Regions from separate parts of the Mus musculus genome. Here regions 2 and 3 are each linked to region 1. A link is a loop called in an ENCODE intact Hi-C map of the cell type or tissue named here. Cell type or tissue: left cerebral cortex. All regions are shown on one strand.

Region 1 (8,000 bases):
TGATTGAGATCTCTCTCTCTCTCTCTCTCTCTCTCTCTCTCTCTCTCATGATTTAAAATATTTCTCCCTCTCCTCTCTGTCTCTCTCTGTCTCTTTGACTCTTCCTCTCCCCTCCTTCTTGCCCTCTCCCACCCTCTCCTTTCTTTTTGAAGAGAAAGATCTTGTGTGACCCTGGCTGGTCTTAACCTCATACCTCTCCCAGGATAGTCTTGAACACCTGATCTTCCTATCTACACTTCCCAAGGGCTGGGATTCCTGCTGTGCTCCCCCAGATCCAATGCTGAAGGTCAAATCCAGAGCTTCTTATGTGCTAGGAAGTCAACTGAGTGAGACTACAGTGAGGTTTTCTGTGGGGTAAATAACAAGGCTGTTAACCTCTGGTGACACAGACCTGGCAATGAAGAAAGCCAGGCTGTTAGATCCTACAGGCTCCATGTTTCCATTAAGAATTTGGTGTCAGCCAGGTGGTGGTGGTGCATGCCTTTAGATCCAGCACTCAAGAAGCAAAGGCAGGGGAAATCTCTGTGAGTTCGAGGCCAGTCTGGCCTACAGAGTGAGTGCCGGAATAGGCAGAGCCACACAGAGAAACCCTGTCTTGAATAACCAAAACAAGCAAACAAAAAATTTTGGTGTCATTGTCTCCTCCTTGTTTTCTTTCTTTTCCTTTTTGTTTTTCTTGTTTCTGAGATGGGTCTCATGTAGCTCAGGCTGGTCTTGTACTTGTTATGTAGCCTAGGATGGTATTGAACTCCTGGTCTTTCTGTCTTAATCTCCTAAGTGCAGTGCTGGAATTGTGAGCCTGTGCCAGCGTGCCCAGTTTAGGAAGCCGCTTCTTCAGCTGTCTTGTTCAATATGGACTCCTCAGCACTTGGGAGCTCCATCAGTAGGGGCTGATGAGTGAATGAATACACTTCTACATCTATTCAAAGACAGAGCTTGATGATGACTACAAGGAAAGAAGTCTGCTTGGCGTTTCAGGATTTCCAGGAAACTGGGAAGGGAGCAAGATAGAGAAGGGAGCTGTGTGTGCATGGGAATCAGAGCCTAGGAGGACTGACACCCCAGACCTGGAGGTAAAAAGCAGAAGGCATCTGTGCAGCTGGAAGAGCAGGCCCAAAGAATCGCCTGGCTTTGGTTTTTGCTTCAAACAAAGTCAGTTGTCTTCAGAAGGTAGAGGAGAACATTTCTTCTCGACAGCGATAGTCCACAGAGACTTCTAGCCTTAAAAGGGATCATTCTGAAGGTGTCACAAAGAACACCCTATTAGAGTGTCTGCCGCCCTGAAAATGAATCCTCCCTCTTTGTACTCAGGGTGTTTCCCTGTTAATAACAGGCTCCAACTATGACCCCAAGTTGTTTCACAGCCTCCCTCAGAGTAAAAGCTGCTCATTGTTCCCAAGCTGCCCTCCCTCCTCATTGCTAAACACACTCCTTCCCAATTGGGGTCATAGTAATGCTATCCTCACTAAAGCTTCACCGTTGTGTCGTCCTATCAAGGGACAAGCCAGAGCAACTGCCTTTGTCTCTTCTCTTCCTCATGTAGTCTATTGAGGTTGAAACAGTTTTCAATGAGATTTGACACATATTTGTGGAGAATGCTGCCTGAGCACAGTGCTGGGCTAGAGCACAGGTAACACAAAGCCTGATTGCTGCCTTCGAGAATCTTGCATTTGCTTGTGGATTCACATAACAGACATAATATTTCAGTATCACTTTCTAATTTTTCTAGCCCATAGATTTCTCTTAACTTGGTATGTATGTGCTGGAATCCTGTTGAAGTTGGATTCAAGAACATTATATTGGACAGCAGTCTCTAAGACATCTTCCAAGTATCCCTACCCATATATTTTTGCTGTGATTATTTTTTTTGTCTTTTACAGCATGTACCATATTTATGATATGTTCTCTTTATTTGTATATGTGCTAGCCCCTATTCAGAGAGGGAGCAGGAACCCAGAAGAGTACCCAAGGAGTGGAGACAGAAGACCTGGGTTTGAGTTTGAAGCCAGACTCCAATACAAATGGAAGGAGAAATCTTGGTCACGGCACCTGGTCTCTATGATCCTCAGTCCTACATCTAGAACAGGAAGACAATTAGTGCTTAGTTCATCAAATAAATATGGAAACTAGTTACCATTTGAATGTGCTTTGACAAACCAGTTAATACATTAATTTTTCAAAGGGGCTTGCCCATGAGAAAAACCCTATTAATATTAATTGAATTACTAAAAAAATATGCCAATCACCCAATGGCATATTATTTCTAGTGCCTTTTTTCCTGCTTGGCATTGTTAGTGGGGCTTATCTGTAATGCCTTATTGGGTTCAAGGAGGAGTGTTTCTGGGGATTAAACAGAAATCAAAAGGGAGGGGCTTGCTCCTGGAGCTGCCCTTTTCGATAGTAGGGATCAAAACGCCTCCCCTCATGTTTCATATGTCTCCCATCTTAACGGCTGATGATAATAGGGAGGCCCTAGTCGTACAAAGTAAGATAGTTCTGGGTTCAGACTGTGACTATGCCTTTACTATATCTGCAATTTAAGAGGCTTTTCTGACTCTTAGCTCTCTCATCTGTAAAATGAAAACCACCCAGGATTACATAAATTAAAATCAGATGTGTTAAAACAAGAAGTGGGGAATTAGAAAGTTAACCAAACTCGGTGTTAACTACAGTAACATTCTCCCTTTGACCCTAGACATTGATAGAGCAACTACTGTGAGGTTTAGCATCATATAGGTGTCAGAGACAAGGCAAGTCAGCTTGAAAGCTAAAGACAGTTGGTGGTTGGAATGCAGTGTGACAAGTTATGACATAAAGGACATACATTGCTCTGGAATCAGTTCTGCACGGGAAGTTGGCAGTATCAGGGAAGGCTTTCTGGAGGGAGTGACTACTGTGGACAGAGACCACAGAGACAGGCAGCGCACAGCTCTGAGAAAGCATACCCATGTGGGGGAACGGAGAGAGTTCTGGCAAGACGAACTGCGACAAATCATAATTGTGGATGTTCTTTGTGGAAGGGTTTATGTTTCTTTCTACGAGGAAACAGAAGGTACCAAAAAACCGGATCCTTCACTTAGAAAACTTAAGTGGGGAGTATCAAGTTAAAACGTCATGACGTGAAATGTATACAGCTTTGGAGAGTTTAAACCTGACCTTCAACCCTGGTTAAACCCCATGGGTGACTTAAGTTACTGCATCCCTCCATAATTTCGTGGTCAACCAGCTGTATCACCTCTCTCAGGGTTACTGCAAGGATTAAATGGGTGTGCAAGGCAAATTCTCAGCAATACGCGTGTGACATAAGCAGCATTTGAAACAAATATCAATTCTCTTGGCTGAACCACGTGTAGCGGGAGGAGAAAAGCCTCTCCTCTCCCTTTCTTTCCTTCCCTCGTCCAGCAGTGTCGGCGGCAGCAGCCCAAAGCTGCGGATGTACAGAACGTCCAATCCAGCGGGCACTGTGCTGATTAATGGATAGGGGCGCGGAGCCCATCGCGGGCGGCAGCGAGGCTGGGCATGCTCAGTGCGCATGGCGGCGCAAGACAGCGGCGGGGGCGGGGCCGGGCGCGCCAGGCGCATGCTCAGTGTTCCCATCTGCTCTTTCCATCCAGTGCCGCAGCCGGAAAACCGCAGCGACGGCGGCGGCGGCGGCTGAAGGGGAGCGAGGCGTCCGGCCACGGGAGGGGTAGCGGAAAATACGAGGACAAGCCCGATAAGGCAGGAGCCGAGGGCCCGTGATTTGATTTGCGGCCTCCCCCAGGCCGCTGCCTTGGCCCTGAGCTGCGCCGAGGAGGCGGGCGGCGGCGATCGGAGCGCCGGAGAAGCGCCGGGCCGCGGGCGGCTCGCGCGCTGCAGCGATTCTGACGTTTTCCGCGGCGGGTCCCGCGGCCCGAGGGGCGGCCGTGAGTGAGGCGGGGCGTGCGCGCTCCGCCATGGCGGGGACACTGTCCGCGACGTGATCGTCCAGGCTGCCCCCGCCCGAGCATTCCGGGCCCTCTCAGCCGCCACCCTCCTGCGAGCCCGTGTGACTAAACGGAGACAAAGGGGAGGCGGAGGGGCAGACCCGGGCCGGAGCGAGCGCGGCCGGGTGCCGCCTCACGTCTATGCCCGGGGCCGCGGCGGCTCCCGCGGGCGGCGGACTCGCGACGAGCACAGCTGAGCTTTTCCGTGCCCGGCGCCCGGGAGGGCCGCGACCGGCGCGGACGATCTGAACTCCTCTCTCCGCCACACCATGTGAAGGCCGTCGTCCCTCCATCCCAACCAGCCGCCGTGAAAGATGGGGGATGCTGCAGACCCGCGGGAGATGAGAAGGACGTTCATTGTTCCAGCCATCAAACCCTTTGACCACTATGACTTCTCCAGGGCCAAAATCGCCTGCAATCTGGCCTGGCTGGTGGCCAAAGCCTTTGGGACAGGTAAGTGGTGTCGTCCCTTTCCTCTTCCTCCCGATGCTGTCCACATCCCAGTTTTTGTTCCTGATTCCAGCCCCCTCCCCCATGTGTATCTTCCGGTACAGGTTTAGGGAGATGACGGGAGACGAGCTCTAGGAGAAAGAAAGAAGGCAGGTTTGGTCTTAAATGAGGTGCCCTTGACTGACGCGGGAGGGGTTGACCGGGTTCCTTTTATTGAATAGCGTGTGTCTAAATTCCGCGAGCAAATTATCGTGTTTTCCCAAAATGGCTCTAATGTGTGGTGTTTTCCTTATTATCTTGCATACGTTTCCCTTTCGGTCATAATTGTGGTTACCATACCAAGAAATCTGAGCTTATTACTGGAAGAAGGTGGGGTACTATATTGATCTTGACATTTGTAATGGTGGTTGCTAGTCAGGCTATGTAGGATGAAAGGTGGTCAGTGTTGAAGTGCAGTATCTTTTGTAGGCGTTCCTTACTCCTCTCACAGCCTTTCATACACATTCCAAATTCTCGTTAAGCCACCCATTAAAACCACTTTTAGTTTTCTGACTGGATAGTGCTTTTTCACTTAATGTCACTGAGGCATATTTCCTTTTCCAAATGTATTTTGACGTCATAAAATCAGATAAACAACCCCTCCTTCCTTTGAATTTTTCTTTTTTGAAGTAGAAGTGGTTTTTTGGGGGGGCTTGGGGCAGGGATGTGTTGTTGACATAGAAATCCTGTAGTACAGCAGTAATTAAACACTCTCTCTCTGACCCAGCCTTCGCAGAATAACAGGAAAGGGACCTCCTGCTGTAATTCCTCAGCTCTTGCTTTAGGAGCCCTTGTTGTGGAATGCTTTAAAAAAAATAGAGAAGTTCCTTCATGCTTGCAAAATTGTCTCTGGGTTGTTTGTGGGGGATGACTGATTTCTTGTTTTAGGACTGTGAAAATATGTGGCTAAGTGGTTTAATCCAGCTTTATTGTTTAACTGTATACATAGGCAAGTGTTTACAGAGCTTGTATATCTAGGCTAAAGACTAGATGAATTCCCCCCCCCCCCCCGTCAGTAAAAGTATTTGTAGTCATTTAGAAGAAATTTTTATGTTTATGTCTGTCTTAATTTTATTTTCCTATACTTTGATAGAGAGCTGACATCAGGAATGAATGGTTTTTTGAACTAGCTTAAATTTTAAATGGAAAACAATAATAGGAAGCACAGATAATACTTTTTAAAATTTCGATATGAAGAATTAGGATAGCAGTATCCTAACTATCCATTTGGAGAACAACTGGGGCGCTCTAAGTATCTAGAGAACAGGGAAATTGACACGGTTTCCTGTGTGGAAGCTGGAAGACAGAGGAGCCCAAAGGCATTTTCTTACCATCTGAGACGGAGAGGGCGCTTAAAGTGCAGAGGTGAATGTATTGCTGTTCATTCTCACAGAGGCTTCTGAGCAGAAACGCCCTGCTTTCTGGATGTGTGTCAGGCTGGTCACTGGAGTCTGGTGTGCTTGAACACACTTGAGAAGAAAGAAAGTAAAGGTGTGTACTGTCAGTGGGATCCGACTTCTTCCAGGCCCTCTGTGGCCCTTGGCATTGTTTTAAGTTAGGATCCACTCTGATGGCAGTGTGCTTTGCATTAAAGCAGGAGGGAGCCAGGGCAGCAATTGGCCTGGAGAAAAGATCTAAGTAAGTCCTCAAGAGAGTGACTTACAAATTGAAACAGTCTTTAAAATGGCTGTGTGTGTGTGTGTGTGTGTGTGTGCATGTGTGTGTGCGTGTGTGCGCGCGCGCGTCTGTTTTCTGAGAGGGTCTCACTTGTGTGTTCAGCTGACCTGGTACTTGATATAAAGTCCAAACTGGCCTCAAACTCAAAGCAATCCTCTGCCTTAGTGCTAGGATTAGAAATGTATGCCACCATGTTCCACGTTTGCTTTGCTTTACTGATAGTCTTTTTTTTTTTTTTAAATGATTTACTTTTATTTTATGTGTATTGGTGTTTTGCCTTGTATGTGTGTCTGAGGGAGGGTGTGGGATCTCCTGGACCGGACGGTACAGTTGTGAGCTGCCATGTGGATGCTGTGAATTGAGCCCTGGTCCTCTGTGAGAGTAGTCAGTGTTCTTAACCACTGAGCATTCCCTCCAGCACCCTTTGGCAATCTTTAAAACATGTAACATAAACTTACGTATTATTTACATAGAGTAAATAGAAAAAAAGGTTAAGCTTTTTTAAAATATATTTTTTGATGGATTTTTATTTGCCACATACACACAACAAAGTTAATAAACAAGTATTTCAAATTGTTTTATTCAAAATGTTAACCCAGCTTTTTAGGATAATGTTGTTGTTAGAAATAGTTTGTTGTCTTATGTATTATTTATATATTCTGTGTGCGTGCGAGTGTGTCCGTGCTCCTTCTTCCTCACGCATGAGAGGACAACTTGCTGGAGTTGGTTCTCTCTTTCCCATGTGGATTCCAGGGCTAAGACTCATGTTGTTAGTCTTGGTGGCAAGGGCTTATACATTGAGCAGTCTTACGGGTCCCTTTCTAACTTGATACACAAAAAATTATCAGTTTTAGAGCTGTATGTTGGAAAAGCAATTTATAATGGTTAACGCACAGTCAATTGTGGGCAAAGAATAAATTAATTTAATTGTAACTCCAACAAGACACTAGCATCGTGATACCTAGAAAGCAGATATGAGGTATTTGTGTGAGTAATATTCTTGTTCTGAAAAATATTCCAAAGGCCTCATCTTTTGGGGTAGGATGTGTTTTCATTAGTTTTTAGTTTTTGAAAGACAGTGTCTCATGGGATCTAGACTAGCCTTGGCTTCACCATATAACCAAGAATTACACTGAACTCTGATCCTCCTCCCTCAGTTTCTAGAGTGTGTGCTGGAGATTACGGGCTCCAGTCCTAACAGTTTATTTTCTCAAAGAATGCCTCTATGCTTTTGTGTAAATGAAGAATAAGTTTGTGTAGATGAATTTACAGCAGCAATAGGTGTTCTGGTTGTAAAAGAGGAGGTTGAATTGCCTGATAACCTTTATTGTGTTTGAAGACTTAACATATTCAAGCAGCCATATAATTGAAATTGCCTTAAATGTTTTGTTCCTTTAAATCTTCCAGCTGATGGGTATAGAATCTCTTGGAAGGGATTTTTTTCTGCTCCCTACCCCTCTGTGTGTGTGTGTGTGTGTGTGTGTGTGTGTGTGTGAGAGAGAGAGAGAGAGAGACAGAGACAGAGACAGAGACAGAGACAGAGCCAGAGAGACAGACTCATGATATAGCCCTGGCTGATCTCAAACTCACAGTGCTCACAGTGTAGACCAGACTAGCCTGGAACTCACAGACTCTTCTGCCTCTACCTCCTAAGTGCTGGGACTGAAGGTATATACACCACTGTGCCTGGCGCTCGCGCACGCGTGTGTGTGTGTGTGTGTGTGTGTGTGTGTGTGTGTGTTTGTGTGTTTTGATACAGATTCTTGCTGTGTGGTTTTGGGTAGCTTAGAATTCTTGTGAGTCCTATTCGGCCTCTTGATTGCTGAGATTGCACAGGTGAGCCTTGATGTCCACCTTAAGGCCCATTTT
Region 2 (8,000 bases), 110 kb before region 1:
GTGTTCCACATGTGTGTGTTCCACACATGTGTGAGCTTGACCTGAAGAAGGGTCTTGTGGCCCAGGTGACTGACAGGAAATTCTCAGACCACTAGTCACACTTCCACTTCCCACTCTCTACATTTGAAATCCATGATGTAATTCCACAGGATTATATTATACGGGGCCTGCCTGCAGACACCTTTAGCTTAGACGAGACAGATTTGGATATTTTGGTCTTTTCATTGAGACAGCCCTTTTCTCTGAAGATTCTGTCCCAAGCTGGCTAGCAGGGCCCTCACTCAGCCTCTGAGTGACTCATGCTCTTCATCTGGAAACTGCAGATGAGAGAGCTACCCACCCTAAAGAGTCATAATGAGGATTAAGTTAGTTAATATGTGCTTAGCATAGAGCCCGGTACGGGATTAACGCTCAGCAAATGTTAGCTCTTAAATCGTATGGCCTAATGTAACTCTCTAAATTGCTAAAACCCATATTCAAGGCCAGGAGTGCATTTTGGGGCTTGCTAATGATGATGACATATTTATGAAACACGAGGATTATGATCTTAAGCCCTAGAAATAAATGAGAAATTGTTAAGTCCTTCTATGATGGACTCACTGTGGTCTGTTAAAAGAGAACAAGAAAATACTGCCGGATGCTACTCGTTTGTTTTGCTCGTATGCAATTACATTTTTAAGAAGCACAGGCCATGTGCATATTTCTTTGAAGGGGGAAAAAAATGAAGTATTTGGCCAGTACAAAGTGGATAGGAAAACTAGTTGAAACTTCCCAACTTACCTCAAGCCTGGTTTCTCCCACCTGACTTGGGGACATGACACAATTCTCCAACATTCAAAAGACCCTGGCAGGTTAGAGGGATATTTGTGCTGTGACCAGCAGAGCATCTGTTTACAAGGCTCTGAGTTTTCAAGTTTGATTAGAGATGGAACTGTGACCCACTGTACTTCTGTCGCCTGTGGCTGCAGCAGGGGTGGCAGTGGCCGCAGCGGCAGCGACAGCAACAGCGACAGCGACGGCGGCTTCTGTTGCGATTTGATGTTTATTTCATAATCATAGACAATTCTGCAGTCCAGCCATTCTGGGAGGGGAATTAGGAATACGGGAACCTGGAGAGCCACAGGAAGAGGGGAAGGTTGGGAGGCTGTGAGCACGTGGTTAGGGTGTTTCTCCCACATATTTCTAGAAGAATCGGCCTGGTGGCCAAGAAAAACACAAAACAACAGTATTTGGGCTGCCCACCATAGCTCGTGGTGGCCTTCCTCTTGGGTGTAAATTGCCACATGACCACATGTCCATGCCCTTTCCACCGTCCCCATGACTACAGGCGTGTTTGCCATCCAGCCGCCCACACTTGGCAGAACAGCAGGAAACCTGGAAACTGATCCTGTCCCGCCTGGTGTTTGTGCTGGATAAGACGCGAGAGCTTGCTTGCCTGCTTCAGGATCTCTCCCTGAAGATGCATTCGCTGCCACTGCTGCTGTGGCCCACGGAGCCACCACCCTTGCCAATAAAGCCTAGAATAATCCTGTGAAAATGGAACTTTTATAACTAGTTCATTCTCATCAGTACTCACCAGGGAAGAGTCTGCTATTTCTGGTGCTTTGTCAGCACACAGCACAAGAGTTGCGTTAACAGTCAGTGTCCTTTTATGTTCACATTATATAAATATTATACCACATATTATATATGTTATATAATATACAACATATCTTTATAACACATTTAATATATATGCTATATGATACAATAATATATAATATATAATGTACAATATAATATACAATTATAATGTATAATGTATATAATAGACTGTATGTCATGTATACATTATTATATAACTATATATACATACTAAATATACAATGTGTTTTATATAATTATTATATATTTGTATATCTTATATAATATCATATGTAATAACTCTAATATATATAATATATAATTACACATAATTGTATACATTTATTACATGCAATATATATAAATATATTACATATATTTATATATAATGTGTATATTATAATATATACTATTTAATATAATTTAATATAACATAATTTATGCATTATATATTATATTTTTTATTTATATATGATAATCCTTTGAACTCATACTTCTCCTGCCTCAGCCTCTTGAGTTCTGGGATTCTAAGTGTGTGGCACCATACTTAAATTAGTAGATACTATATCAATGAAAGTCAATGATTGCTAGAAAGTCAAATTGCAAGACATGCATGATATATTTTTTAAAAAAATACGGTGCTTTCATGAATCTGAACATAGTTACATGTTTTGATTGTATGCAGCTAATTCTTAGGTATTTTTGAGAATTAAATTAGAACATAAATTAAATGGATAGCATACATGAACTTTAACACATTGCATGGTGCATCATAAGATCCTATCAACAACAACTAAACCAACTACTCGAATCTCCAGGCACTAAGATAACTCCACTAATATATTTTTTCCTAGCTTTTTACCCCAGCAAAGTAGCCTTTCTTTAGGTCCTTAGCTACTCCAACCCTCAGAGACACAGGTGCCCTGCCACCTGGGACCATCCTGTACCTACGTCCTGTCTCCATCTCCTCAGGGACCTCCCACATCATCAGTTCTTCCCTGGCCTTCCCTCCATCTTTGACATCTCTCCTGTGAAAGCTGTAAGCTGGGTTTCCAGCTGTGCCAGCTGTGTCTTTATTACCTTATGACCAGTTTTCTTTAGGGAGAGGTGCCCGGGTCTAGAGATAATGGGACACTTTGGATGGATGTGGGATAGGCTTAGCCTATCACTTAGCTATCACTTAGCAAATGAGAGGGGGTTCAACCCAAACAAGAGAACACAAGCCAAGGTCCTAAAGAGAACGCTGCGAAGTGAAGTCTGAGCTTACAACTGAGAGGCAGGCCAAGGGCACTGGGCCCCACGCAATTGGGATCCTAGTGGGCAAAAGCCCAGAGCTAAGAGAGAGGAACTGAGGTGCAAACAGGTACAAATCAGAGACATTTTCCCCAAACACCAAGATGCTGTCCACAGCTGTCATCCTAGATGCTGACCTTGGGGTATGTATTTGGGTCAAGGACATGTCAGGGACAAGTGCGAGACACTGCTCTCTTCAAGTTTCTGGAAAGCCTTCTGTGGTGGTTTGAAAGAAAATGGTTCCCATAGGCCCACAGGGGCGGCACCATCAGGAGTTGTGGCCTTGTTGGAGTAGGTGTGGTGGTGTTGGAGGAAGTGTGTCACTGGAGGCGGGCTTTGAAGTCTCAGATGCCCATGCTAGGCCCAATGTGTCCCACCTGCTCTTCCTGCTGCCTGCCAATGCAGTTGTAAAACCCTCAGCTACCCTTCCAGCACCATGTCTGCCTGCGTACCACCATGCCATTCCCACCATGATGATAATGGACTGAACCTCTGAACTGTCAGCCAGCCCCAATGAAAAGTTTTCCTTCAGAGGAGTTGCCTTGGTCACGGTGTCTCTTCACAGCAGTGAAACCCTCACTAAGGCACCTTCTCTATTTTCTGTCATATCAGGGACAGCTAACTTTGATCCACCACGATCCTGTCAGTGAGGGGAAAGGGGTGAGAACCTCAGCATTGTCGGGGTTCTGCTCTACCAAACTGAAGATGCACCCCATTAATGTCTCCAGAGCTGTACTGCTAGCTCCGGTCAAATCTGCCCACTGTGGTGATCTCTCTGTGATTTCCTCTGCGGCTTTCAGAGCTTTTCCTCTGTTGTTTCTGAATGATCTCCCTCAGGTTCTGGCTTCCTACGCAGAGGACTCCGGCTCCAAGAGGAAGACAGCTTTGAAGGTTTTTTTTGTGTTTGTTGTTCTTTTTTTCCTAGAAGAATTGAGTTTAAATTGCTCACGTAGACATCCATTTGGATAGGAGGATACGGTGGCTGATAAAGGCCACACCCTGGGGTTGAAAAACTGGTGGAAGGGACCGGGATCTCTCATGACAGGAAGATCTGTATCGAGTCCTCAACAACCTATTCCCTGTCCATGTCTGCTTTTCTTCTTCTTCTTCTTCTTCTTCTTCTTCTTCTTCTTCTTCTTCTTCTTCTTCTTCTTCTTCTTCTTCTTCTCCTTCTCCTTCTCCTTCTCCTTCTCCTTCTCCTTCTCCTTCTCCTTCTCCTTCTCCTTCTCCTTCTCCTTCTCCTTCTCCTCGTCCTTCTCCTTCTCCTCCTCCTCCTCCTCTTTCTCTTTCTCCTTCTTCTCCTTCTTCTTTTTGAGATAGGGTTTCCCAACGTAACTAATCCTGATTGTCCTGAACTCACTTAGTAGACCAGGCTAGCCTTGAACTCACAGAGATCCTCTTGTCTCTGTCCCCCCCCCCCCCGCAAGTGCTGGGATTAAACTGTGCACCACCACAGCCAGCTACATATCTGATTTTCAAAAGCATCTTATGTACATTTTCTTTACATACACACATGCATATATATGCTCCCCAATCTAACTAATACAAATTCCATTATTTACAGGGTAAATAAAACTAGGCAGGCCCATGATTCCCCCCCACCCCACCCCACCCTACCCCATTTCTTCCAATACAACTGCCCTTGACACTCAACTTACATTTTATTTCAGCCACTTGGAAATGGCACGGTGCTCTGAGTACGACATCTGAATGTGCTTCTTGGTTTTCAGGTAGCAGACATACTCACCCTACTTCTGCAAAGACTTCCGCTCAGACCAGATAAGTTTTAGGAACTGGGCTGACAAACAGGCATGGTGGAGCACCCCCATAATCCCAGAACTCTGGAAATAGATGCGGGAAATTTCTGTAAAGTTCAAGGCCAGCCTGATTTAGCCCTACCCTATCTCAACCAAGTGGACAAAAAAGAAAAAAAACCCAAAAAACAAAAAACGGATCCCAAATAATCTGCACAGATCCCCCAAATAAAAGGAAGTAATTTTTCAAAAGTTCCACTAGAGGGCGCCAAACTGAAAGAAACCATGGAGCCTAGTGGCAAAACCGCTTAGGAGCTTGCCTTGGTTTATTAAGAAAAAAATCTGTCATAATTGAGTCCATTCCACAGTTTTGTTTTCAGAGCTGGAGATCAAATCCAAGTCGTTGCTCATGCCATCCACGGGCTCTACCCCAAAGCTACATCGACAGGCCTTGCCTTTTTGAAACAGGGTCTCACTATGCTGCTTAAACCGGCCTTGAACTCACTGTTTCCCATGCTGATTCATAACTCAAGATCTTTCTGCCTCGGCCTCCTGAGTGCTGGGATTGTGGACTGGGCCACTGAGCCCAGGCACATTTTTTTAATTATTAAAGTGCCAGAAGCATTTCCTTGCTTTGTAGGTATCCTTTTGAGTCTGTCACGGAAGGTGCCCTTGGATAACCGGTTACACTCTTAAAGTCCTATGGTCAAAGGGAAGGCGTCGAAGACCACCGCAGCTTCTGGTGGGACCTTAGCAGTATTAAACAGGATTACTGCCTAATTGCTTCTTTTAAAATCACTGAGAGTCCTGCTAAATGACTTAGATTGCCTCATTAAGAAATCACTGCTGAACTTACAAAGACCTCATTAAACTGGGTGCGGCGGTACACGCTTGCAATGCCAACATTTGGGAAGCCGAGACAGGGGGGAATTGCTACAAGTTCTGACCAGCCTGGGCTGCAGAATGAGGCCCGGTCTACAGTGAGCCTTCTTACTACAGTTCCTTCACCAAGAAACCCATGTGTGGATTCATGACCATATTAGTAAGGATTGAGTCCTTCCTGGTGCATTGCCAAAAGTCACCCTGCAGCCGAGTGAGGGAGGTGGATTTGGTAACATTGTCCTACGGATGCAAGAGGCTGAGTAGCTACACAAATAGCTCACCTGGTACCTTAAACCTCTCACTTTCTTTCTTTCTTTCTTTCTTTCTTTCTTTCTTTCTTTCTTTCTTTCTTTCTTTTTTATTATACATAAGTACACTGTAGCTGACATCAGACGCTCTAGAAGAAGGCATCAGATCTCATTACAGATGGTTGTGAGCCACCGTGTGGTTGCTGGGATTTGAACTCAGGACCTCTGGAAGAGCAGTCAGTGCTCTTAACCGCTGAGCCATCTCACCAGCCCTCTTACCTTAAACTTCTTAACGAGGACACCAAATGCCATTTTCTGTACTCCTCATCCCTGCCTGGAACAGATGTCTTCACGGACACTCTGGATCTCAGGTTCCTGTGGCAAAGGATGTACGTAAGGATGTGTTGAAAACTGTTAGATGCGTTTTCTAGTGGCGTGGCTGTTTCGAACTGTTTGCCAAAACACACTTATCCTTTTTGACCTGGTCTGGTGGACGAAGGCTTTGTTTTGTTTTTATTTTCTCATTCTGTGGTCCAGGCTGGTCTGAACTAGTGGCAAAATTCACCTGTCTCAGCTTCCCTGATGTTGGAATTACAAGCCCACCACACCCAGTTTAATGAGGCCTTTGTGAGTTCAGGGGTGATTTCTTAGCGAGGCAATCTAAGTCATTTAGCAGGACTCTCAGTGATTTTAAAAGAAGCAATTATGTTCAGCAGTAATCCTGTTTAAGACATAAACAAAAGAACTCAGGGATTAGTAAGTGTTACAGAATGAATGCTCTTTTGCTCTTTGAATCATGCTCATTTTATTTTAGGGATCATCAGAAGGATGTATATGTATTTTTTAAAATTTATCCTACTCTTATATATTCCACCCCAACCACCATTTCCCCTGCCCCAACACCTCCCTTTGTTGTTGTTTGTTTGACCGATGGTTTGTTTTCAAGACCAACTTGCTTGTCTTGGGGCTTGCTCTGTAGACCAGGCTGGCCTCAAACTCAGGGACCCACCTGCTCATACCTCCTGAGTGCTGAGGCTAAAGGCACGCGCCACCATCGCCATCCAGCCAGTTAGTAAGTATGGTTAGCCCCAAGGCTTAGTGGGTAACATCTGAGTCTTCCCATGAGTTCATGTAGGAAGAACACTTGGTTTTGTTGTTGTTGTTGTTGTTGTTTTGTAATTTTTTCTTCTTTGTGCACGTTTCTGTGCATGGTGGTGGGGCATGTGCCTCCACGTGTGTGTGGAGATCAAAGGACAACTTTGTGGAATCAGATCTGTCCTTGAACCCGGGGAACCCAGCCAGCACCACCTTGCAGGGCTGCAAGTGTCTTTACCCGCTGAGCCACCTCTCACCCCAGAGCAACTGTTTCTAGGGACCAGCTGAGAGCTTTCAGCAGACATCTTCCTCACATGCCTTTCAAGCATGCCCAGGACCGCGTCAGATGTTCTGTTGAAGATGCTGCTGACCATGAGGAGTGACACCATTTGCTATCTCCAGTGACGAAGGGACATACCTTGAGTCACTTTCCTGGCCAACAGATGCAGAAGGAAACCTCCAATGACTTCAGTAAGGTCATAAAATGTGTGTGAACCATTCAGCTGTCCCTTCAATAGTTTGTGATCTAATTTCTTTACTGGTAAAACTCCTTGTCTCAAATGTCAGAAAGCATGTGCAATGACACACACTTTATTGTGTTTATAATCATGGGGTTTGAATTGTATGTTCATGTCTGTTTTCTCATTTAGGAAACAGCGTGAAAGGGATTCTGTCCAGTAATTTCTCCTCCCACTAGTGGTTATAAAAGGACAGCTGCCAAGCACGAAGCCACCTGCATGGCAAGAATTGGGCATCGTGTCAGCTTTTGCAGAGGGGAAAACAGGATGTTTTTTCACATTTCCAGCTTGGCGAATAGCTCTGCATCCACCCATAAGCGTTTTCCCATTTACAGAGGTTTATTTATTTGTCTGTCTGTCTATTTATTTATTTATTTATTTATTTATTTATCTAGACCATAGTCAGTTCTCTGACTCACCCAGACAAGAAAGAAGTCCCCATGGCACAGTGTGGGGCGCAACAGAGAGCTCTGTGTTCTCTCCGCCCTCCCGCTCTCTCTGTTTCCTCCAGCACACAAAGATGAATACGGGATGACACTTGTGTCTGGGCTGGTGAACAGCGTCTTCAGAAGCTATGGTGTAGGTTT
Region 3 (8,000 bases), 55 kb after region 1:
TGAACTCACAGACATCTGCCTGCCCTGCCTTAACATTTTTATTGAGCCACATAAAGTTATTTTTAGAAAGCAAAGATTTATTTTTCTAAGGGAGCCCAACCCTGCCACTTGGCTCTGTCACTGGTTCTGAGGCCTGGTGCCCTGGACATTCAGATGCCAGTCAGAACAGACTGCCTTGGGGTTCCTTTGTAAATAGTACTTTTTGCCACTCACCAATTTTGATAGCTCTTATAGTAATTATTTTTTTCTCAAATGATACCTCTGCTCCTCAAAAGCTTCAAAAGCTTAATAAGTCTTTGAGAACTTTTAGATTTTCCTCTAATATTGAGTAAATGAAAATCTAATCAGTAAATGAACAGAACTGATTTAAATGCAAAGTGTTCAGATCTGTTTTGTGGTAGTGTAACTATTGTAAAGTAAATGCCATGTGATATTATTGCTAAAATGTTATCTTAAGTTTATAGATTTGAAATTACTAGACTTTAATCCCAGAACTCAGGAGGCAGGGGTAGGTGGATTTCTGAGTTTGAGGCCAGCCTTGTCTACAGAGTGAGTTCCAGGACAGCCAGGGCTACACAGAGAAACCCTGTCAAAAAAAACCAAAAACAGAGAAAGAAATTAGTGTTATTGCTGTAAATTTAACCTTGGTAATATATAGTATTGTTGCCCTCTCCCCACAAAAAAAGCTGTGTAGTTGGGAATTCTTCCTTCTCCTGTTTATATTTTCTAACGTGACTAAGAACTAGAATCTATAGTTCTGGTTTTGTCTGCTTGTTTTCCTTGAATTGTGTAGGATTTATTTAGAACTCTTTCTGTCGTAGGCTCGTTACAGGAAGGAACAAACACTGCTTAAGCAACTGCCTTGCATTCCATTGGTGGAAAACTTGTTGAAGGATGGGACCGACGGCTGCGCACTAGCTGCCCTCATTCACTTCTACTGCCCTGCTGTTGTCCGGCTAGAGGGTAGGTGTTTCAGGGAGGGATTCTGAAGTGTGGGCAGATGGCAAAAAATATTTAAATCGCAATATTTAATAACTAATGAAGGTGTTTTAAAAGGAACATTTAAGTATAATTCTGAGAAAAAGTTGAGAACATTCTGTCTAATGGCTATTAGTTATAAATACATGTTTGTTAAACAAATTTTACATACTTAGGTATTTGTACTGTCAATAGTTATGAAGCATTCATGGCTAACCCAAAGCCATCCCCTTTTCTATTTGAAGATATTTGTTTGAAAGAAACTATGTCTTTGGCTGACAGTCTGTACAATCTACAGCTGATTCAGGAATTTTGCCAAGAATACTTAAACCATTGCTGCCATTTCAGCTTGGAAGATATGCTTTATGCTGCTTCATCCATAAAGGTGAGTTCAGTCATTCTCCTTTTAGCCTTTCGTTAAAGTGTAAAAGCTGTTGCAACAAACTGGGGTCTCAGTGGTACCACAGGAGCTAGATTGGGTCTCCTGAAGAAGTAGCAATAGAAGGGGGGAAGGGAAGTGGGGCGGGAGGAGCTGGAGTTCAAGGCCAGCCTGAGGTTGTGCTGAGTCTGAGGCCAGCCAGGAAATCCAGCAGAGTCTAGCTCCAAAAGAATTGAATATAAAACAAAAGTTACAAAATAACTTTATCAGTGAAGAATTGGGGGGGGGGGTGGTGCTTTTTCTTCTTTAAATATCCATTGTTAGTTACAAGTCTTGTACATTGTAAAGGCAAACAAAAAGTTGTCTACAAATTGATCTTTTGTTTTAGTGTGGGTAGAGTAGAGTATGACCCATTAAATGGTTTTTGATCATAGGTAAATGTAACAAATGAGACTCTTCCTTTAAAAGCAAGCTGTGTGGGGGTGTATGCCAGTAATTCCAGCCTTCTGAAAAAAAAACGATGGGGAGGCTTGAGTTCGGTTGATGCCTGAGGCTGTAATGAAACACCCTTCTAACGAAGCACAGTGATGAGCCTTGCTTTTTCTTGAAGGAGTTTTATTTAGAGAATCAAATGAAAGGCTTTGGTGTGCATGTGTATTTTTATTTGTGTGTGTGTGCGCGCGCGTGTGTGTGTGTGTGCGCGTGTGCGTGCGGGTGTGTGTGTAGAATTACAGATAGGACCATTACTCCTTGCTTTTATGGAGATGCTGGGGGTTCAGGCTTGGGTCTACTCTCCCGCAGCCAAGCCGTCTCTAGCCTCTCTGGTGTATTTTAATCAGATGTCAATGTGCTTTTTGCTCAGGGTTGTTTTGCCTCTTCAGGGCTTGGGGCTTCCAGGTGAATTTCAGGATTGTGTTTTCTAGTTCTGTAATTTTGATGGGAATTACATTGAATCTGCAGATCACGTCAGTAATTTGGTCATTGTAACAGTATTAATTTTGTCAGTCCATGTGCTGCTTCTGTTTCAAAGCTTTAGGAATAAATGGTCTTATATATTTAGTTTGACTTAGAGGTAAGTTTTCTGCTGAGCCTAGTCAGAGTTCCAGTGCTAGTCCTACTTGGAAGTGCTCAAGAGCTCCTGTCATGATGATGCTCCTGTCTACTTACACTTGAATTCTTAGTCTCTACTATCTCCTCTTTTTCCTTTGTCCATTTCAGGATCTCCAAATGCAGAAAGTAGAGCCAATGATAAAATCGTTTCCAAATGGGGCAGTAGTCGCAGTGACTCATGGTCACTCCCTACTCTGACACATCAAATGGAAAACCTTGATTAATCAATTCTGAAGGTTTACCTACACCGTTACTAACTATAGCTTACTAATGACTTTTCTAGCATATGTTACCAAGTATAAGTACTACTTCTATAATATGAAAAGTGGTCAGACACCTAAGATGTATTTGTTTTATACATTAGTTTGGTATAGACTAAGTTTGGTAGTGTTCCTTCCTGTCCATTTTGGAGAGCAGAACAGAATATAGACTTTAAGTAAACCATTAACCCTGACATTTAGAACCTTGTAAGCATAGCCACGAGGTTGAATGCAGAGCTCTATCTTAAGGCTCTAAGCTCGAGGGAGGTTGCTTGGTCCATGTTGCTGGGCACCTCATTTTCACTTTAACTTTTAATAGTGGAAAATGAGCACTGCCTTTTCCTCTTATAGAAATACAGGTTGGGATCAGACTGCTTATAGGGCTGTTGGACATTGCCTGAGCAAGTGCCTGTACTGGATCCTAAGTACCACCCAAAAGAGCATCAGAAGGTCTGGCTGTGTCCTAGATAGAGCCTAGCTCCCTTGCAGTGCACTTGGCAAGCTATTATTTAGAGGGCAGGGGTGGCCATCGAAAGGCACTCTCTCTCTCTCTGTCTGTCTGTCTCTGTCTCTGTCGCTCTGTGTGTGTTTGTGTGTGTATTTTAAACCTGAGAAAGGTTTTCTCAGGTTTTTTTTTTCAGGGCTTTTTTTTTTTCTTCAGGGCTAGGGATTAAACTCAGGACCACTGACCCATATTCCCAGCCATTCCCTAAACGATTCATTGTAATAATTATTTACATGTTGTATTAACTATTTGTAAGTAGTGTAGAGGTGATTTTAACTGTCTTGTCGGCACTGGAGCGATGGCTCAGCTGGTAATGGCTCATACTACTAAACCCAACACCTTGAATTTTGTCCCAGGACTCACATTGTTGGGGGAGAGAACCAACACCCCGTGGAAGGGTTCGAATGGGTTCTATTCATGTACTGCAAAGCTTACATAGGGACTTAAGCATCCATAAATCTTTAGTGTCTGTATGGGGTCCTGGAACCAACTGCACACAAATGCTGAGGGACACATTATAGATTCAGGAAAAGGATGATTAGGGTAACTATAAAACAAAAGTAATTTTTCTGAATGTGGTGTTGGATATTGGTGAAGGTGTGAAGATTTGCGAGACTTCTCCAGTCTTGGTAACTTCTCTGGCACCATCCTGGCTTCCATTGGCATTTGCACTCACATGCACAAACCCTCGTGTAGGCACATGCTTCATATATTTAAAAAGTAGGCCAGGGTTGGTGGCGCACACCTCTAACCCCAGCACTCAGGAAATAAAGACAGGATGATCTCTGGGAGTTAGAGGCCAGTCTGATCTACACTGTCAGTTTTACATCAGCCAGGGCTACATAGGGAGAATCTGACTAAAGAATATATGGAAAGACGATTTTAAATTATTGTACCATTTCTGGAACATGACCAGCTTATTGTCATTTAATTATAATTTTATAATGAAACAATCTCCAGATTAATTACTAGAAAAAATATTTTTACAATTCTGCCATCTTGTGGCCAATTATTGCCATTATGTTATTAGGACAATTCTTACCAAGGTCCTTAAAATAAATACTCATTTTCTATCAACTCCTTCTCTATAATTACTGCACATTTAAGGGGTGTTTTTTCTAAAGTCACCTTCTAGTTAACAGTAGTAGTAGAGTAGAGCCTACTACCAGTACTTACCAAGTTTATCCTTTGGCTGTAAAGGGTATACTGTAAAGATTATAGCAGCGTATAGTCGTAACAAGCTTAATGTGTCAGTTGGCCTTCTGTAACTGTAACAGGCATCTGGGTCAAGGACTAAGGAAGGATTTATTTCTGCTTAGTTTCAGAAGTTTTGATCCATGCACAGCTGGCTCTGTTTTTTCTCAGACGTTGGTTGAGGTGGGCCACCATGGTGAAGAAGACATGGTGGATCAAAGCTGTTTCTTGTGATGAACAAAAAGCAGAGTGTGCCTAAGCTAGCTGGTTTTGGAGGAGTGGCCCAGCTCAGTGTGAGACTGGAATGGTTCAGCAAAAGGAGGGGAGAAGTGTGGGGTTAGTATGAGTCTGATCTTAAGGAATTTCATCCGAAGGTCAAAGTGTAGGGGTGAGGAGAAAGAAGAGGGCGAGTCACTGAGAGAAGGTCTTATTTTTCAGTGGAAGAAAGTTGAAAGGAAGGGTAAGTCGTGAGTATAATTAGGATTGCAGAGCCTATGAGAAGGCAGGCAGGGTGAGTCCACAGTGTAAGGGACTGAAACATGCTCTTTTTAAAAGAAAGGACAAATGTCAATAGCTTCAAATAATAGCTGTTTATGTGTAAGCATTGGACTGTTTTGGGAATCCACAGTGAAAACAAACACTGAAAGTAAAGTAAAAACCCAGTGGGGTCGTGTCTTGTGTTCCATGTCCCCACAGTACCCCACCACACACGTCCATAGCCACTGCGATGTCTGGGAAAGTGTCAGAGACCTTTTTAGTCCCCTGTGTTTCCAGTCTTTGTTTTATTCCTGGCAGTCACAGTTGCTCAAATCAGAGACTTGGAGACGTCCTTGGTTCCTGTGCTCTCAGGAGCCATAAGATGGCAGATGAACATGAATGTTACCAGCTTAAATATGAAAAACCCAGGCAATAAAATCTAAGGAACCCTGTTCATGTTAGCGCCTTGAGGATTGTTCAAAATTAGCAAATATGTGGAAGGCAAGACATCAGAAAACACCCACATTTCCAGTGATAATAGCCATAATGAGGAAAACGGGTTTTGTATAGTGCTATTGTTAGAAATACATTAAATACCTAAAATTGAAGTTATTCTTTATATATATTTTAACATATAAGCCTAATTCTAGTACAGTAGGACACATCTTTAACACCACTGCTCAGGTTTAAGACTGTTTCAAAACGAAAAAAAGAAGCCCCTAAATCATATAAATGTATGAACATAGTTATGTGTATAATTCTATAGAAGCATGCTTTTGAGAACTCCTTTAAGCCATTTAAAGAATTATTTGCATTTTCAAGTATAAGTAATAAAAGATTGTTATCCTTAATGTTTTCAAAATTAGAAGCATTAAATGATAAAAGTAGTGTTTTTATATATTTCAAGATTATTTTAGTCATAATAATATATAGAGTTTGTTATTACTTAGCATGTGGCTAACTGTTGAATTTAACATTATCAAACATTTGGATACAATATTTAAGTTACATACTTTTTCTAGAAAAATCTTACTTTTTTAAATGGTAAATGCTTTGTGCTATGTGTTTATGTTCATCCTGGAAGAAGGGACATTTGTTATCACAGAGATGTATATAGGGAGAGACTGCAATGTCTGGAAGCTTTGTATCAGAGGCCTGGACATGTGTGGTTACAAGTTCTAAACTTCTTACTCCAGCTTTAATACAACATAGTGAACATTTTTAAATAACAAGTGCATAGAATTCAAACGTATATTTGAGAAGGTAAAGCATAACTTTTTCACTATTACATGATTGGTTTTACCTAATGCAGGGCTTCTTTTAATTTTCTCAACTCTCTTATATAGAGTAATTATTTGGTGTTCATGGCAGAACTCTTCTGGTGGTTTGAAGTTGTGAAGCCTTCATTTGTGCAGCCTCGTGTTGTCCGTCCACAAGGAGGTAATCTATCTTGGTCATTTTTAATGTAGAAAAATGGAAGGTTTATACATTTCATTTGGTTTTGAGTTTTTGTTGTTTGTTTGTTTGTTTTAAGACGGGGTTTCTGTTTGTTTGTGTGTGTGTGTGTGTTTTGAGACAGGGTTTTTTTCGTAGCACTGGTTGTCCTGGAAGAAGCTCTGTAGACTGGGCTGGGCCAGAGATCCGCCTGCCTCTGCCTCTGCCTCCTGAGTGCTGGGATTAAAGGTGTGAGCCATTATTGCCCAGCTCCTCTGGTTATTTTTTTTAGATAGAAACTTGTTATTATTTTAGATTCCAGCAATTATCCTTGATTTTAAAAATCTAATGTTTTAGTAGTCAAGGCAGGAATCAGAATAATATTATCTGCAGGAATCAAAATAAAATAGCTCTGTATTTGGTATCTTACAGCATCAGAGCTCTCAGGGCCAAGTGGGCGCCATCTTGCAGTCCATACCTTTAATCCCTTTATTCCGATCTGCAGTTTTTATTTCTTACTGGATTCTTGGTTTTTAAGATCCTGTTACCCAAACTCCACTCCATTAAGACTTGATTTTTCTTTTAAACAATGAAATACTTTGTGGTTATATTTTTTTAAACTAGTAGCCTTTGTTATTACAATATAATTATGATAAAGACTGAATTGCTGACAAAGGCTGGGAGCACAGCCTTTGTCAATGGTGGAGTACTTGCCTAGCCCTGGGTTCAAACTTCAGCTCTGCCAGAAAGCAAAAAAAAATAAATAAATAAAAGGAATTCCTTCTGGATGTTTTGTAGAGCAAATGCTGTGTATGGCACAGTAAAGCTGGCTTTCATTTTTGAAGTCAGACATACATTCCTGTAGCAAAAATGACTCTATGTTTAGTGTTTCTTCTAAACTTAGAACTTTCTTCCAGCTAAAATTATGGGGCTAGTTCTTTCTGCTACAGTGGCTACTATACCCAGCATAGAATGTGATTATTCTACTTCCCAGCTACTTAGCAACTTTCCTTGCCTCCAGTTTCCTTTTTCTAACCACTGTAGTTAACCCCTGCCTTCTCAGAGATATAAAGGAAAAAAAAAAAATAAGAAGAAAGAGGAGGGGGTTGTAAAGTAGCAAAAGAAACGTATTGTTGTGGTGGGTTGTGTATGGTCTTACTTTATAAACTCTGCTGCCCGCAGGCCCCATGACGGGCAGCATGAGATAGCATGTATGTGATCTGACTTGGGAGCTCAAAGCCATTGAAAGGAGGTTCTAAATAGTGAGCTGTTAGATAAGGATACCTCCCTGAAAGAAGTTTAGAGCCTTAAGGCTATTGTCACTTACCTTTAATGATTATCAAAACCAATGTCTATACAATATTTTGCAGTTAGTGTGACTTTCACTTGCATTGCCTTTTGTGCCCCTGTCTGTGGAGCCCAGCACTCAGCAGTAATAGCAGCTTTTGCATCAAACATCACTCAAAACTAAGTTGTTCCCCTCAGATTACTTACACGTGTATGTAAGGCAGATATAGTGAAGGCTTCTCAGTGAAATTCTGACCATCTTAGTTAACTACAAACTCACCAGCCATTCATAAAAAGCAAAATTGAAGCCTGCCTCGTGTCTCTAAAATTCTGTGAAAACTTTCATGATATTAAGCACTCGGGCTTATCCTTGTCT

What was found. Peaks named below come from ENCODE experiments on the same cell type or tissue, not always from the same donor. Only the 100,000 strongest peaks of a DNase experiment are listed, where the experiment ranks them.
Region 2: a loop joins it to region 1, with 3 times the contacts of the local background. A loop is called at or near these places in 4 of 42 quality-filtered maps.
Region 3: a loop joins it to region 1, with 4 times the contacts of the local background. A loop is called at or near these places in 2 of 42 quality-filtered maps.

Annotation. Positions count from the first base shown.
Region 1 is chr1:136,341,717-136,349,716 of GRCm38, reverse strand. It overlaps Camsap2 (calmodulin regulated spectrin-associated protein family, member 2), which reads left to right and starts at 3,613. Exons shown (of 18, transcript NM_001347109.1): 1 at 3,613-4,418. The coding sequence starts at 4,280. In left cerebral cortex, a CTCF peak has its summit at 3,453; DNase peaks (open chromatin) are centred at 3,932, 4,429, 5,839, 6,120 and 2 more places; H3K4me3 peaks cover 4,090 bases; H3K27ac peaks cover 2,590 bases.
Region 2 is chr1:136,456,033-136,464,032 of GRCm38, reverse strand. It overlaps a transcript of Ddx59 not described here. Among named protein-coding and RNA genes, the nearest start is that of Kif14, 7.8 kb to the left of the region's middle. In left cerebral cortex, a CTCF peak has its summit at 4,927 (motif pointing right); DNase peaks (open chromatin) are centred at 5,035, 7,155, 7,679, 7,938 and 1 more place; H3K27ac peaks cover 475 bases.
Region 3 is chr1:136,286,243-136,294,242 of GRCm38, reverse strand. Camsap2 (calmodulin regulated spectrin-associated protein family, member 2) reads left to right here. Exons shown (of 18, transcript NM_001347109.1): 6 at 822-963; 7 at 1,224-1,363; 8 at 6,250-6,343. Among named protein-coding and RNA genes, the nearest start is that of Gpr25, 29 kb to the right of the region's middle. In left cerebral cortex, a CTCF peak has its summit at 4,249 (motif pointing left); a DNase peak (open chromatin) is centred at 7,218.